3 separate regions of the Homo sapiens genome follow, and all the other regions are linked to region 3. The links are chromatin contacts, found by Hi-C or POLR2A ChIA-PET in ENCODE. All regions are on one chromosome and are shown on one strand. The core of a region is the stretch at or near the end of the contact, and the rest is flanking DNA. Distances in the headings are between cores, read along the strand shown. Region 1 has its middle 19 kb from the start of ARPC3. Region 2 holds the start of PPTC7 (protein phosphatase targeting COQ7). Region 3 holds the start of IFT81 (intraflagellar transport 81).

Region 1 (3,028 bases), core at 351-2,850, 310 kb after region 3:
TCTCAGTGCCCTCCTTTTCCTGCTTGGAGGCCAAGGGCTGGCTGGACTTCGAGCTCGACTCGCTCATCTTCCCTTCTCTAAGGAGCAGGTGAAAGAGTGATGGCTGGGATGCTTCTTGGAACCGCGCCAGCGCGAGAAATAGCCCTGGCTCGGAGTCCCAATTAGAGGACGGCTGAACTATTTTCAGTGTGTGCGTGTGTGTGTGTGTGTGTGTGTGTGTGTGTGTGTTCCCAGCATTCAACAATATGAAGTTGAGTTGCTTGATCAAAAATAATAAAATCTGGAGGCTGGGAGCAGTGGCTCACGCCTGTAGTCCTAGCACTCTGAGAGGCTGAAGCAGGAGGATCACTTGAGCCCAGGAGTTCGAGATCAGTGTGGGCAACATGGTGAGACCCCATCTTTATTTAAAAAAAAAAAAAAAAAAAAAAAAAGGCCGGGCGCGGTGGTTCACACCTGTAATCCCAGCACTTCAGGAGGCCGAGGCGGGTGGATCACGAGGTCAGGAGATTGAAACCATCCCGGCTAACACGGTGAAACCCCGTCTCTACTAAAAATACAAAAAATTAGCCGGGCGTGGTGGCGGGCGCCTGTAGTCCCAGCTACTCGGGAGGCTGAGGCAGGAGAATGGCATGAACCAGGGAGGCGGAGCTTGCAGTGAGCCGAGATGGTGCCACTGTACTCCAGCTTTGGCGACAGAGTGAGACTCCGTCTCAAAAAAAAAAAAAAAAAAAAAAAAAAAAAAAGAAGGGGAAGAAAATAAAAATCTGAGAACTATTACTAAATTACCTTGTCTAAAAAGTCAACATTATAATTGTTTTTAATGTCAGCATTACATTTCAATTAAAGCTGTATTTTAAAGTTCATACTATTGGACCGGGCGTGGTGGCTCACGCCTGTAATCCTAGCACTTTGGGAGGCTGAAGCGGGTGGATCACCTGAGGTCAGGAGTTTCAGACCAGCCTGGCCAACATGGTGTAACCTTGTCTCCACTAAAAATCCACAAATTAGCTGGGCATCGTGGCGCACGCCTGTAATCCCAGCTATTTGGGAGGCCGAGGCAGGAGAATCGCTTGAACCTAGGAGGTGCAGGTTGCAATGAGCTGAGATTGCGCCACTGCAATCCAGCCTGGGTGACAGAGCAAGGCTCTATCAAAAAAAAAAAATCAGACTATATTCATGTATAATTTATAATAAATCATTTGGAAATTGTCCTCTTGCATATATTAAAAAACAAAATATAACAAAACAAAACACCTACCACGATAAAGTCCCAAGGGGAAATGGTCCAGAAGCTAGTTCCAGCGCCTGTGGCCCGTGCGCCCCCTGCTGGCAGTAACGGAACTGGGAACAGGACCCAGAGTAAGCTGGTTTTCTATCATGATGGTTCCACAATTAAAAAAAAAAAAAAAAAAGGGGCCGGGCACGGTGGCTCACGCCTGTAATCCCAGCACTTTGGAGGGCCAAGGCGGGCGGATCACGAGGTCAGGAGATCGAGACCATCCTGGCTAACACGGTGGTCTCTACTAAAAATACAAAAAAGTTAGGGGGGCGTGGTGGCGGGCGCCTGTAGTCCCAGCTACTCGGCAGGCTGAGGCAGGAGAATGGCGTGAACCCGGAAGGCGGAGCGAGGCGGAGCTTGCAGTGAGCCGAGATCGCGCCACTGCTCTCCAGCCTGGGAGACAGAGCGAGACTACGTCTCAAAAATATATATATATCTATATAGATCTCTACAGATATCTAGATATCTATCTATATATATAGATATTTATCTATAGATATATCTACATATCTATATATAGATCTATATATCTACATATCTATATATAGATATATCTATATAGCTCTATATATCTACATATCTATATATAGATCTATATCTATCGATCTATATATCTAGATATATAGATCGATAGATCTATATCTAGATACATATCTAGATATATAGATCGATAGATCTATCTCTAGATATCTATAGATATCTCTAGATATCTAGATATGTCTATAGATATATATACATACATACATATATTTGGCTGGGCGCGGCGGCTCACGCTTATGCCAGCACTTTGGGAGGCCAAGGCAGGCGGATCACTTAAGGTCAGAAGTTTAAGACCAGCCTGGCCAACGTGGTGATATGTTTAAAATAAAATTTTTTTTTCTTTTTTGAGACAGGGTCTCAACTCTGTCGCCCAGGCTGGAGTGCAGTGGTGCGATCATGGCTCATAGCAGCCTCGACCTCTAGCCACCAGGCCTGGCCCCAAACCTGTAATCTTGAAATGAATCAGGGTGGCTTTCTCTCCTTTCTGACATGTCTGTAACCCCTGTGGCAGAAGTTCCAACCCAAACACCAAAACTCTGATTCTGGGTTAAGAATTTTAATTTAGGACAGGTGCAGTGGCTCATGCCTGTAATCCCAGTGTTTGGGAGGCTGAGGTGGGTGGATCACTTGAGTCCAGGAGTTTGAGACCAGCCTGGACAACACAGCAAAACCTTGTCTTGCTGGGCGCTGTGACTCACACCTGTAATCCCAGGACTTTAAGAGGCCGAGGTGGATGGATCACTTGAGGTCAGGAGTTTGAGACCAGCCTGGCCAATATGGTGAAGCCCCGTCTCTACTAAAAATACAAAATTAGCCAGGCGTGGTGGCACAAGCCTGTAATCCCAGTTACTCAGGAGGCTGAGGCAGGAGAATAGCTTGAACCTGGAAGGCAGAGGTTCCAGTGAGCCAAGATTGCACCACTGCACTCCAGCCTGGGAGACAGAGAGAGACTCAGTCTCAAAAAAAAAAAAAAAAAGCAAAAAACAAACCAAACCAAAACAAAAAACACAAAAAAACATGATACCCCATCTCTACCAAAAATACAAAATTAGCTGGGCCTGGAGATGTGTGCCTGTAGTCCCAGCTACTGGGGAGGCTAAGGCGAGAAGATTGTTTGAGCCCAAGAGGTCGAGGCTGCAGTGGGCCGTGTTCATGCCACTGCACTCCAGCCTGGGCAACAGTGATACCCTGTTTCAAAAACAAACAAAC
Region 2 (2,853 bases), core at 203-2,702, 460 kb after region 3:
AATGACAACACGTCCTTCAATTTCAAAGCGAGCGCATTGCTTTATTCATTCAAAGAGTTTTAACGGCACAATATCCCATAGCATACACAAAATCTCCTAAGGCGTACATTATGGTAAAGTTTCTGACTGCTTGTGAACTATATTTAGCCCTTTCTGCCAGCTCTCTCCGTAGTCTCCCACCCCCAAAAGGTATAACTGGAATAGGCCTCAGGGAGCACCTGTGGCCTGAAAAGGCTGTGACCAATCCTCAGAGCTTTACCGGCTGCAATCTACAAGTAGGCTCGACCATTCTATTTTGGATCAAGGAGACTCTGCCAACCCCCAAGTGACCGCAAGTGGACAAGATCAATTTGGGAGAAAACGCTGTGAGGGTTTTTTCGCCAAGCCAGCAGCCCCCACCGCCACACTCCGAAAAGGGTGAAGATTTGGTTACCATCCAGGCGGCGAAAGAATACGGCCGGGCTGTCTGGGGGCTCACGACTGCCTGTCGGCCGGCGATCCCGCAGCCTGGGCCGGGCTGTGGTGTCGGGAGCACGCGAAGAGGCAGGGATCCCCGGGGCATGCGGAGAGGGAACCAGAACGAGGTTAGGAGCCTGCAGGTGTCGCCCAGGGAGGGGACGAGGTCGCCCAGGGCTGGCACGGCCGAGTGAGACCGAGAGTGTGGCTCTGGACTCGGACAGACCGGTCACACTCTCGGGTTGTGACCTTGAGCACACGACTTGACCGCTGTGCGCCTTAGTTTCCTCCTCTCTAAAATGGGGGTCGTTCAAGCGGAAAACGCGCCTCGGAGCGCTTGGCACGGCGCCTGGCGCATAGTAAGCGCTCCCTCCATGTGAGCGCTCTGGCTCCTTTCGCCGCCGGGAGGAACTGGGGAAGCCCCGCGCGGGGAGTCCCCGGGAGGCGGATCCGAGGCTGGGGCAAGGGAACCGGGTCGGGGACTCACCGAGCACGTCCGCGGAACGGTGCCGGGCCACGAAGCACGCGTCGTCCCCGTAGCACGCGCCCTTCTTGAGGAGGCCCTTACGGAAGTCCTTCCCGAAGCCGCAGCCGGCCGTCACCAGTCCGTAGTCGCCGCCGCCGCCGCCGCCGGCCCTGGGGTCGGTCTGCGAGAGGCCGCCGAGCACGGCGCGGGCCACCAGCCGCCCGTACGAGAGGACCGAGAACATCGCCGCCGCCGCCCCCCCGAGGAGGCGGGGGGCCGGGGGAGCAGGAGGACGCGGAGGCCCGGAGCCGGCTCTCTCCTCAGCCGCAGTCGCGCCGCCGCTGGGGCGCTCCTCAGGGCGGCGCGCAGTGGCCGCCGCCGCCCCTGCCCGACGCGCGGGGCCTCGCACGCGCTCAGCCGCGCGCACCGGAGCCAGAGCGAGGTCAGAAGCGGCGGCTCCTCCGCCTCAGCCCAACTGAAGTCCCGGCTGCAGCGGCCGCCGCCGCCGCCGCCATCTTCCGCTCCACTAGCGTGTTCCGGGCGGTGCCGGCAGCACCGCCCCCTCCCTGGCCCTGCCCCTAGCCCCGCCCCGATTCACCGCTCAGGCCCAAGCCCAGCCCCTTGGGCTCGCTGCCTTATGCAGTCACCAAGGTTGAACATGCGCAGAGGGTGCGGACGCAGTGTCTCTTGGGAATTATAGTCCCGGAGTCGTAGTCACTTTTGACTTGGCTGCCAAAGATTTAGGACCTAGGGGGATTCCTCAGACGCGGGACCTATGTTAAGTTAGTAGGAATTGCAGGTGGGCCACGTGAGGGTTTTCTACCCTGTTTTAACCGTATCTTTTAAAGCCTGTTTTAAATAAATAACGCCACCATTCCTTTAAACAAAAACCTGCAAGAAACCAGAATGGAGTCACATAATGAGAAACAGAGGTACACAGATCTAGTGACACCTCCCCAAGTAATATACTGGAAGGATTTAGGGCGGCAAACTGTTTGGAAAGAAGAGACTTTTTGTAGTCTTTTAGGAAAAATTGAGAAAATGTTATGTGTCCCTATCAGAGTGGGAGGGGACACAGATGGTGTCATGTCCCTTTTGCTAACTGGCCTCTAGCCATGCTCACAGCTGTCTCAAGACCTTTGCCCTTGCTTTCGCTTCTACCCTTTGGAATGTAATTCGTTTACCTGAGGGTCCTGTGTTTTCTGTTGCTGTATCCCCAGAACACGTGAGCACCCAGTAAATATGTGAATGAATGAAAGAATGAATGAATATTTCACTAGATTCTAAGTTTCCCAAGGACAAGGATCATTTGCTGCTCAATTATTAGAATCTAAAGCAATGCCTGGCACACAGTAGGAGAGTGTGTAAATGTCTGTGGAATAAAAGAAGGAATAATGGGCTGGGCGTGGTGGCTCACACCTGTAATCCCAGCACTTTGGAAGGCCGAGGTGGGCAGATCACTTGAGGTCAGGAGTTCAACACCAGCCTGGCCAACATGGTCTCTACTGAAAATACAAAAAAAAATTAGCTGGGCTTGGTGACAAACGATTGTAATGCCAGCTACTCAGGAGGCTGAGACAGGAGAATCGCTTGAACCTGGGAGGCAGAGGTTGCAGTGAGCCGAGACAGCGCCACTGCATTCCAGCCTGGGAGACAGAGCTGGACTCCATCTCAAAAAAAAAAAAAGGAAGGAGTAATGGAATAAGAACACAAATGATAAAAGAAAGTCATGTTTGTTGAATACAGGAATGATTGAGTGAATGGGGTTCACAAACAACAGAAAATGAGCTTTGGGGCAAGTAATTCAATTTAGAGTAATTTTTAGTTTGATTGAAACATATATTTCTCAGAAACAGCAGTCTTTTTCTAGTTCACTTTTAACAAGACCATTGTTACTTTGGGGATTCCCACCTCGTTTTTAAATGGTCCTT
Region 3 (3,012 bases), core at 450-2,949:
TTCAACAGTCAGAGGGCAGCCAACAAAGGGACTGGTCTTGGAATGTTGTGTTGCCTCTGCCCAAAACACTCTCCCTTTTCCTGTTTGGCTAATTTTTACTGATCCTTTTTAAGAGATGGGGGTCTCCTTCTGTTGCCCAGCCTGGAGTGCAATGGTGCCACCCCTGACCAATTTTTGCTTTTAATTTTTTGTAGAGAAAGGGTCTTGCTCTGTTACCCAGGCTGATCCTGAACTCCTGGGCTCAAAGTTATCTTGTTGCCTTGGTCTCTCAAAGTGCTGAGATTACAGGCGTGAGCCACGGTGCCAGGCCTAATTTTTACTGATCCTTAAACATCACTCCATTTGACAGAAACTTTCCTGATGGTATGGCCCCTTTGGCACCACCCTCCCCAAATAAACTTGAGGCCCTTAATCTGGGCTCCTAATCATTGGCTTCTCTTGTTACAGCATTTATCTCAATTGTATTGGTGTTGCCCCTTTAATAATCTCTGCCGGCACTAGACTGTCAGCTCCATCAGGGCAGGGGCCAGGTAAGTCCTGCCCTTCTGCATTTCCAGCAGCCTGTACAGTACAGGGCATATAGGAAATGCCTAATACGTAATCTGTTATTTTTTGTTGTGGTAAGTCTGATGCTAAAGCTATAGTTGGTTTCTCCTATGCTGTTTGAGCAGGCAACTAAGTTTTCAAGGTATCAATAATTTGATTTTTTTTCCTTCTCTTTCTTTCATTGCCAGCTGATATCACTAAGTATCGTGGTCTCTAGTCTAATAGAGGTTGGTTCAAAATACCATTTGCCAACTAAGGTCTCCCACAAACCAGCTAGTGCAAATTCCAGTAGACTTTTAAACCTCATCAGTGACTGGGCACAAAGATCTCCCTGCGTCCTGCGTGGGATGTGAACTCCATGAAGACCACAAGGAGGATTTAATTTATTTCTGCAGTCACCTAAAGAGAGCCCACTCAGAAGCCAAAGGAACATTAGGACACTTAGTTCTCCCACACCCCCTTTCAGGCTCTCAGCATACTCAAAACGTATTGGGTTTAAAAAAATTTAATTCCCAGTACAGGCAATGTGGCCCAGTAATGTGACACAGAAGCTGAAATCTCTATGATGAATGTGTCTTCTTTTAATCCTGCCAGAGCCTCACTACAATTGTTCCTATGCATAACCTAATTTGGAGATACTTATGTCAAAAACCTAAATTTGAAGCACTGGCCAAATGCTTGCTCATCCCAACCCCCCTACCACCCAGCCCTGCCTCAAAAACAAACAAAAATCATCACCCACGTTTGGCGCATGAATGCATGCATGCATGCATGAATGAATGAATGAATGAAACATCACACGCATTTAACATAGGTTAATCATGCAGAGAGTATTTTGTAAACTGCGAAGTGCAGGACTTTCGGGAAGCTTATTGTAGCGCGTCTAGGTCGGAGTAACAGTCCCAAATGCCCTCGGCTGTCTGCAGTGGCTCAGCACGTGGGCCCGCTTTGCAAGTAAGCCCGGCTCCCGTCCGCCCCGTCCGCCCCGCCCCGTCCCGCCCCGTCCCGTCCGCTCCGCCCCGCCCCGCCCCGTCCGCTCCGCCCCGCGCCCGTCCTCCCCGCCCTGGCCCGGCCCCGCCCCCCAGCTCGTGCGCGCGCGCGCGGGAGAGCGGCCGCTCGCCCGGAAGTGACGTAACTCTACGGCCTAGCAACCGTTGCCAAGGAGCTCGACTCTGGGAGCGGTCTAGAGCCCGGGCGCCTCCTGGGGGGTGGGGAAACGGTTTCGTGAGGAGAATTTGAGGTAACCTCGCCAACTCGCGGTCGGAAGCTCCTCTGAACCCCGAAATAGGAGAGAGCTCCCGTCCTCTCTCGGTCCTGATGCAGCACCTCGCAAGTGGAAGGGGTCGTCGCGGTTAAGCCCCCGGATAGGGGAATCGGGCCCCTTCTGGGATTCGAGCGGATCCAGGCCGCTCCCTGGAGGGATGAACTGTCGAGGGGCCCAGGGCAGCCCCCGCTAGAGGCCCGGTCGGGTGTGGGGTCCCCTGTCCCCTGTCCCGAGCCCGGGGAGGGGGACACTATTTCTGGTACTCCCAGGAGGCTGCGGGTCGATGCTCGTGCCAGCCTGGGACCCAGGCAGCACGGTTTCTCTCCCAAATTGTGCCAGAGAACACGCACGTCCTGGTTTTCATTGTTCCCCGCCTCCTGCGACTCGTTTGTGGGTGAGTGCTTGGGAATTAGCGCGGCGACTTCGCGCTAGAAGAGGGACAGTAATTGCTTTTGCTAATTTTAGAGCGCAGAGCCCGCTGGGCACAGACAGCCTTCCTGTTCAGTACATCTTTGTCCTTATCGAGTGACCATTTTTGCAGGCTGGTGGGCGACTTGGGGGGAACCCAACTGGTTTATTTTGCCTTCCTGGAAACGTTGTACTAGTTTATCCAGATTTTTTTTTAAGGGAAAAAAGAGTAGACCTATAGATAATTTCTAAATCATTTAAAATGAAATACATATTTCTGCACGCAAAGGTTATGACGTGGACTTTTACTTAAAATACTTTAAACAATGGAAAACTTGCACTTCCAATATGGATTTTAAAAAAAAACTTACGTAAAGGTTTTCCTTTTATAGCTTAAAGGAAACCTCAGATTTATTATAAGCCATGGTGGTTATCCTTCCTATCCTCTTTTGACTTATTTCTTAGCAATAATAATTATTTGTGCGTAATTTTTCATCATTGTGGAGAAATTATCTTTTTTATTTTATTTTTTCTGTTGAGACGGAGTCTCTCTCTGTCCCCCAGGCTGGAGTGCAGTGGCGCGATCTCGGCTCACTGCAACCTCCGCCTCCCGGGTTCAAGCAATTCTCCTGCCTCAGCCTCCCAAGTAGCTGGGACTACCGGCGCCCGCCACCACACCTGGCTAATTTTTGTATTTTTAGTAGAGACCGGGTTTCACCATGTTGGCCAGGCTGGCCTCGAACTCCTGACCTCAAGTGATCTGCCTGCCTCGGCCTCCCAAAGTACTGGGATTA

What was found. A loop is a pair of places that touch in the nucleus more often than their neighbours do. ChIA-PET counts read pairs that join two places held with the same protein, here RNA polymerase II (POLR2A). Pooled maps may share reads with other maps.
Region 1: a loop to region 3 is called in a map of CD4-positive, alpha-beta memory T cell, with 12 times the contacts of the local background. The contact joins the enhancer-like site here to the promoter of IFT81 in region 3. A Hi-C loop is called at or near these places in 1 of 168 maps with a recorded cell type or tissue (CD4-positive, alpha-beta memory T cell) and 11 of 50 pooled maps. POLR2A ChIA-PET finds 5 or more read pairs at or near these places in 17 of 52 experiments (A549, AG04449, AG04450 and 14 more).
Region 2: a map of naive thymus-derived CD4-positive, alpha-beta T cell shows a loop between it and region 3 (2.2-fold over the local background). The contact joins the promoter of PPTC7 here to the promoter of IFT81 in region 3. A Hi-C loop is called at or near these places in 1 of 168 maps with a recorded cell type or tissue (naive thymus-derived CD4-positive, alpha-beta T cell) and 11 of 50 pooled maps. POLR2A ChIA-PET finds 5 or more read pairs at or near these places in 2 of 52 experiments (activated T-cell and naive thymus-derived CD8-positive, alpha-beta T cell).

What each region holds. Positions count from the first base shown.
Region 1 is chr12:110,430,216-110,433,243 of GRCh38, forward strand. It overlaps the pseudogene HMGA1P3. Among named protein-coding and RNA genes, the nearest start is that of ARPC3, 19 kb to the right of the region's middle. RefSeq lists an enhancer at 1,522-1,631. Within about 2 kb of position 1,601, at least 18 of the 41 ENCODE cell types and tissues checked have a DNase peak (open chromatin) inside an H3K27ac peak, as active enhancers do; they include HCT116 and endothelial cell of umbilical vein, where a contact is called at or near this core.
Region 2 is chr12:110,581,866-110,584,718 of GRCh38, forward strand. PPTC7 (protein phosphatase targeting COQ7) reads right to left here and starts at 1,453. Exons shown (of 6, transcript NM_139283.2): 1 at 944-1,453. The coding sequence starts at 1,166. RefSeq lists silencers at 1,086-1,235, 1,276-1,605.
Region 3 is chr12:110,122,658-110,125,669 of GRCh38, forward strand. IFT81 (intraflagellar transport 81) reads left to right here and starts at 1,700. Exons shown (of 19, transcript NM_014055.4): 1 at 1,700-2,204. RefSeq lists a silencer at 1,514-1,783.